2 separate regions of the Mus musculus genome follow, and region 1 is linked to region 2. The links are chromatin contacts, found by Hi-C or POLR2A ChIA-PET in ENCODE. All regions are on one chromosome and are shown on one strand. Each heading gives the region's core, a stretch centred on a gene start or an enhancer-like site at or near the end of the contact. The rest is flanking DNA. Distances are from core to core; before and after follow the strand shown. Region 1 overlaps Rab30 (RAB30, member RAS oncogene family). Region 2 holds the start of 4632427E13Rik (RIKEN cDNA 4632427E13 gene).

Region 1 (3,372 bases), core at 125-2,624, 36 kb before region 2:
CCTTGATTTTCTTGTGAACCATCCACCGAAACTAAAACGCAGGGTTTACAGATAAAGGTACAATGAGAATGCCTAGAACTGCAGTTTACGGGAAGGCGGATGAGCCCCCGTCAGGGATGCTCTTTTGAGGGTATCATTGGAGGATATTTATTCCCAAGATCAATTAAAATGGCTTTCTCAAAATCTATCCATCAAGAATGATTAAAGAAAAACCCTTTCCTTCCACCAAGTTACCTAGTGATGAACTATCTGACATCTTAAACTTCTTCCTGGGAAACCCAATAATATGGCTTCATATGTTTTTCCAGTAAGAAGACTTCCATCTTGCCCCAGGGAATTCATTTGCCTCAAATTCATAAGTGGCATAAAGCTGGGAGGGGGGCTTCAGATGACAGAACTGGGATACGGCTTGGCAAGCCGAAGTGACAGGTCAAATCTAGCCCGATTTATAATAACGTCTGTGGTGGTTGAGAATATAGGATTTGCCAAGAGCTTTACATAATTTGTCTCCTTTAATCCTCAGAAGCACACTAGCAAGTCCAGGCTGGAACCCTAACTGGTACAAGGTCCCGGAGCAAGTTAACCACAGAATCACAGGTCACCCAGCTTTCCAGGTGTGGGGTTCCCTCCCAAGCGAGATAACTTCAGCACCCAGAAACTAACATTTTAAAAAGTCTGGCACCCTCAGAGAACTGGCCCAAACCCTGACCCAGACCCTCTTGGGCACACAAAGGTATTAACACCTTCAAAGAAGTATCAGGTAGAACTGATTCATTAACATTAACGGAGATCTCCGTTTGCCCTCAAGAGCTAGCTGCAACCCACCCATCCCCAGCTTGGCCGTGGCTGCTGTCTTGTATGTATCTGGGACTCAGCAAACTCAAACTTTACAGTTTAGGGGTCCCCCTCCGCAGACCCCTCTGCCAGGCTGTCTCCCACCTTTTATTCTCTCCTCCTCCTCCTCCTCCTCGGGGTCACTGGTATTTGATGGGGGTGAAGCTGAGAGAGCGGCACGCACAGCTACAGCACAGTCATATCCAATGGAGCAATCTCCAAAGACAGCCCAAGAATTTTAATGAAAACCAGAAAACCCCTGGCTGCGAGGCAGGACTGCAGTCCAAGCCCGAATGCCCCTCCTTCTGCAGCTAAAAATCCCTGAGCCAGCTTCCTCCCAGAGTGCAGAGGGGGAAAAAAAACCCTCTCTGCATTCAGTGCCGCCTTTCACAGCAACTGCTTTCTGAGATTATTTAGGTTAAAGCAAGGCGCATGCTGACTGCAACAGGACCTGGGACCCTGCGGAGCACGGGGTGTGGCTGCAGCAGATCTGTGCCAACAGATTATGAAACAGTCGTCTTTCTTCTCTTTAAAGGCTCCTCTTTCCTTCTGCCAAAGCTGCCTGCCTGCCCACAGCTGCATACAAAGCTAGTGGAGAATCTTAACAAGCTTAAAGGGAAGGGACCAGATTTCACAAACTCAAAGCAGAGGGAAAGGCAGTATGCATCCGAAACACTTGCCGCCGCAGTGATGCTGATCTCAAGCTTGCCCCCATCTCTATGCAGATGGCAACTGTGAACTTGGTGTGATGGAAAAGAATACCAACGCAGAGAGGCGGGTTAACTTCTTCAGGGTACCAAGACCAAACTTTAGCTCAGTATAGCACATCGCAAACACAAACTCCAGGGCTTGGGATGGGGATGCAGCCTGCTGGTGGACTACTTACCATGGTTGCAGGAAACCCTGGGCTGGATCCTTAACACCACATAACCCAGGCACGGTGACAAATGCCTGTAATCCTAGCACTTGGGGAGAGGCAAGAAAGCAGTGGTTCAAGGTGAATTTGAGGCCAGCCTATACAACATGAGTCCCAGGAGACAGAGAGAATGACCACAAACTAAAGCCTGAATGTTGGCTCACATCTGTAGTCTCCACATTGGAAAGCTGGGGAAGGAAGACTGCTGTGAGCCTGCTTCTATACCAGACAGAGTCACAGAGTGAGCCTCCCTATGCCCCCCACACCCCACCCCTGTCTTAAAACAAAACAAAAGCTCTTAGCGCCTGTGAGGCCCTGGGTTGAATCCTCAGCACTGAGGTGGAAAAGAATCAAGCTAAACACCTTGGACTACCTCCCTAATAAGAAGAAGAGGGAGCGAGAAGAGAATGTTCACTAGCTGTACACTGGTTATGTGCCTGGCACTAAGCTAAGCTATTCAATGACATTCTATCATGTAATCGGCAGAACAATTAGATAGGATAGGAGTCACTTTTACCCCCAATTTACTATGAACAAACTATGGCTTTGATGTTAACCAGCACCAGGATTTTAACTCTAGGCTATTGAATTTCCACCTTAAAGCTCCTGCAGCCTGCCTACACAAGGAAATAGCTTAGGCCATCAGGCCAAGCAAGCAAGTCTCACAGAGCTTGGTCCTTCCCAGTACATTCTAAGCTTACCTTCAGTCCCTCCTGGTACCCTGCAGAGTCAGAACCACTGGCCCTGGGAAGTCTGATCACTAAGCCCCTCCCTTCTCAAGCACGTGGACTCTGCTGACTCTGCATGTGGGGAAGAGGAGGCTGCCACCCTTAGCCAGAGACCCCCATGTGTGAGAGACCAGCAGCTCCTTCCTGCACACTACCTCATCAATCCACACAAGCTTACAGCAGCCTCCACCCAACCACACACAGGCTCATTTCATATTCTTAACAGGAGACCATGTGCCTCTACCTAGAGCAACTGATTTCCCAAAGGAAGGGACTGTCTAGACAGAGCATCCCAATCCATCTTGACAAGACAGGAGCTACGTGTTGCCAGGTTTGCTCACATAGCTCTCAGGAACTGTGTTCTGTGCCCCAATGAAAGCTCTGTGCTTGACACTCCTAGGTGATCATACTGAGCCCCACCCAGTCTGACAGCTCATGCACTGAGTGGGAACCATTTTCCAAGCCAGGCAAGTGTCTCTTGAGAAGGGCGTATCACAGGGACATGACACCCTCACTTATGGGCCAAGCACACACAGGCGCAACAGCCAGTTTCAGGAAGCAGGCTGCAACTTGAAGGAATTCTTCCATGCACAGACAATAAGGCTTCGTGGTGGCTCTGAGGCAGACTAAGCACTCATATGCCAGGCAGCCGTGTCTTAACCTGGAGAATATTCTATGAGGCAGACAGGATTGCTAGTGGGCAGAGACAGCAATGAAGCTCAGAGAAGTCATATAATTTGCCTAAAGTCACACAGGAAGGGTTAAAGCTCATGTTCAAATCTGACTTGTTGGTGTTTGTTTGTTTTTTAGTCTGTTTATTTGATTGGTTTTGGGGTTTTGTTTTTCGATTATTGGTTTTTTGATTTTTGGGTGCACACACACACACTTTGTGAG
Region 2 (3,472 bases), core at 162-2,661:
GAAAACAAAATTCAAACAAACAGCACACTACCACGCTCCCTAGTTTCCCAGGTCAGGTTCTCTGTCCTTGGATACCTTTCATTAAAGTCCAGTAACGGGGTGACACAACATTCAACTTTTCCTTCCCCTAAAGTGTTAAAAAGAAAAAGAACAAGAAAGCACCCAGGTTCCTAATCGATTCCGTCTGCAAACCGTTATTTCTGAGTGGAGACTAAGCCTCAGAAACGGCAGCTTGTTACAGTACCATTGTCAGTGGCAAGAGCCTATCGCGATGTAATTTAAAACACTCACACAAGCACAAATTCTACTTCCAAACCATCCCGAATCCCGCAGTCGGGAGAACACAAAAAAATGAAAACGCTTAACAAAAATGCAGCTTCTAGCAGCCGAAGAGATCCTTCCCTAGACACGTGAAATATTTCTGACTGGCACGGAGTGCACCATTAAAGGACACTGTCACCTCAAATCAGCAGGAAAAGGCGAGACAAACGACACAAACATACAAACATAAAATAAAGCCCTACGAAACTTAAGCGACTCAAGAGAAACCTGCTCATCTTAAAAATAGTGTGTGCTAGTCCAAGCGACACAAATGTTCTCAAGAAGTACGGCCACATTAAATTACTGTCTCCATTTCTCCCCACACATCACCCTTTCCCACTCAAACCTCAGCACTGGGGTCGTGGAATGACAGGACTGCAGTCCCCCACCTTTGCCCTCCTCGTGTTTTCCAAGTGCACTTCCCAACATCCTTCCCAGCCCAGCCCCCTCTCCTAGCCTTAAAAAGGTTAAAGGGAGTTGAAGCAAGGAAATTGGCAGGCACCAGTCCTCTGGCGGGGGCAGGTTGCAGGAGTTGTTCTTTGCAGTGACCCAAATTGCACAGAGCTATTTAGCTCTTAGCAGCGCCGGTGAGAACCTCCCGAATCCATACCCCCATTCCCGGCCCCATCTTCTCAAAAGAAAGCCTTGAGAACTAAGCGGGAGGGATAACTTGGGAAAACGATTTGAATAAATCACTTCAACTCACCTGGTTTGGGATTTTTCTCCCCACCCCAGGCATAAAAAGAAATGATATACGAATGAGTCACGCACGCAAGAGAAGGTGCTGCGGTGTCCTAAGTCCAAGGACTGGAGTCAGTCCCTGCCCTGGTCCTGCTGCTACTCAGGGCTCAGCTGGAGCGAGCGGCAATAGCGAGCCCAGCAGCAGCAGCGGGGGGGCGGGGGGTGGATAGACCGTAGCACAATGAATGCAGTAGGGTTTTGCAATGACATCATCCCTCTGTCCGAGCGGCCCCAATAGCCATGCTCCAGAGCTGTGCACTCTGGGATCTGTAGTCCTTTGAAGTCCGGGAGCGACGTAGAGGCTACAGCTGGAACTACAATACCCAGGATGCTCTGGTCAGAGCGCCCAGAGAAGAACTGGACCGGCCGCCATGTTGGAGCCCTGGAGCTGCGGCGAGCCGAGGTTTCGAGGGGCTCGTGGAGCCGAAAGGTGGCATGGTGAGAATGGTGAGGCTAGGATGTAGAACTTGATAGCCTCGCGCACCGGCTAGGACTGAACGGAGGCTACACTGGGGACCTTCAGGGCTGTCGAGCCAGAAATGCCATCGCGAGTCGGAGTGAACCGCAACCCGCTGGGGTTGCACAAGGCCTCGCCACCCCGGGACACAGGGAGTCGCTTTACTGAGCGTGGAGAAACCCTTAGACTTCCTGGGGAGACTCTCTGGGCAAAATGTGTCTTTGTTGTGGTGTGGGGACTCGGGACGACGGGCCTCGCGCCTGTAAGACGAAAAGCTCGCGTGCACCCTGTGAGTGGAGCTAAACCTAGGTTATTTTTATTTATTTATTTTTTGCCTTGTCATTTTTCTTAATCCCTCATGATCATTTCCTCAGGTGTCAGACCCCTGCTCCCACCACTGAATTTTCGTTCGGTCGTGAATTGCAAAGGGCCTCAAAGAAATCCTTTGCTAGATAATGTGATCGCGAAGGGTTGTGGAGCTTGGCCCTGAAACTGACAAAGGAAGGATCTACCAAAAGAAGTTAGCACCTAACCTTTCTTACCCCACCAGCGAACGTAAACGACATTGAAAAGGGACTGCAAGTGAGCAGTCTTTCTCGACTAACGCTAAATGAACTGTGCTAAAATACTGCGTATATTCGAAGTTGATAACTGTGGAAAACTTCCCTTTTCTTTTGTTACCTATATTGTGCAAAATAATGTGTTTTGTTGTGACATCTTCGTGCAGATAACGTTAGTTAACACATCATCCCCTTCCCTTAACCACTTGGTACCCTTACCGATGAAAATACATTCAGAATACTTAAAGAACTTTTGAGCCTATTTGCTCAGCATCTCAACACCTTTTCTCCAGTAACTCAAACAGTACTGTGTGTTTGTTTTTCAGGTTCTGAAGTTCACTATAGAAAGATGCCAAAAGACCTACTGAGGGTCTCTGAAAAGTTAAAAATGCTGATATGCGTAATTTGAGTGTTTTATTTTTCCCCTCCTGAGCTTTTCGAAGGAGATGGCTAGCTCGGTGGTGAGGATTCCCACAGCACAGTCAAGACCCTGGATTGTATCCCTAGCACTGGTCTGTTTGCATCAGTGAAAATATATACGGTGCCTCTGTTAGAAATTAATAAAGTTCCAGTAGGTCTTCCTTTCAAAAAGCTAGGCAGGCTGCTTTTTAAATTTCCAAAACACAACAGGAACCTTCAAAGATATATGGAGATGATGGTACTTAAAAAGGACGTTTTTTCAAAGATTGGCTTGTGGTGTGAGAAGCAGCCACAGAAGTGGCAGATGCCATTCTTGTGGATTCAGCAACGTGAAGCCTCAGAAATACTACGCTCTTCTGCTTGTAATGTTGGTAAGTACCAGAAGGAACCAATAGCTACCATTTTCTTTCTGTCCTTTGATGGAAATGTAGAAATGGTTCAAGCTAATGAATCTTTGTTTATATGAGCAGTAACCTTCGTTTGAGTTATGTGGAAGACTGATTTATTGAAAGAAAATAACAGGATGGGTGAAAATAGTGTGGAAAATGGGGGTGATATAATGTAATGGCTTCTATAATTTGTACGTGATTGAGTACTTTGAAGTATTTTAGCCTTCTCTATAGTGGGTAGTCAACCATAAATGCATGGAAAAAATATCAGTGTCTTTAGAAAGACTAAAAATTAAGTCTCAACTTTCACAGGAAAAAAATTCCATATTTAGAAAGTTAAGGGAAAACATTTTACCAGAAAAAAAAAAAAGTATCTTTAAGACCTCCTCTTTGATTATGGTAAATACCATACTCCCCATTTCTTCAAGTTGGCACAGATAGGCACACCATTAGATTTGCCAAATATGGTTTGGGGAGTTTTTAGGGGTTTTTGTCCCCCTCGGAGCAAATCTTTACTTCATTTTGGATAATAAAAAAACTAAAATTTTTCGTAGTTTAGGCGTTCTTTCACGTAGATTTTTGCT

What was found. Hi-C counts contacts between places; a loop is a spot of excess contacts on that map. ChIA-PET counts read pairs that join two places held with the same protein, here RNA polymerase II (POLR2A).
Region 1: a loop to region 2 is called in a map of left cerebral cortex, with 7 times the contacts of the local background. The contact joins the enhancer-like site here to the promoter of 4632427E13Rik in region 2. A Hi-C loop is called at or near these places in 6 of 37 maps with a recorded cell type or tissue (gastrocnemius and left cerebral cortex). POLR2A ChIA-PET finds 5 or more read pairs at or near these places in 4 of 5 experiments (Patski and embryonic stem cell).

Annotation. Positions count from the first base shown.
Region 1 is chr7:92,775,258-92,778,629 of GRCm38, reverse strand. All of the region lies in intron 1 of Rab30 (RAB30, member RAS oncogene family), which reads right to left. Among named protein-coding and RNA genes, the nearest start is that of Rab30, 35 kb to the right of the region's middle. Within about 2 kb of position 1,374, at least 1 of the 3 ENCODE cell types and tissues checked has a DNase peak (open chromatin) inside an H3K27ac peak, as active enhancers do.
Region 2 is chr7:92,739,398-92,742,869 of GRCm38, reverse strand. 4632427E13Rik (RIKEN cDNA 4632427E13 gene) reads left to right here and starts at 1,411. Exons shown (of 2, transcript NR_015510.1): 1 at 1,411-1,808; 2 at 1,894-2,164. It overlaps Rab30 (RAB30, member RAS oncogene family), which reads right to left and starts at 1,156. Exons shown (of 5, transcript NM_029494.2): 1 at 1,028-1,156.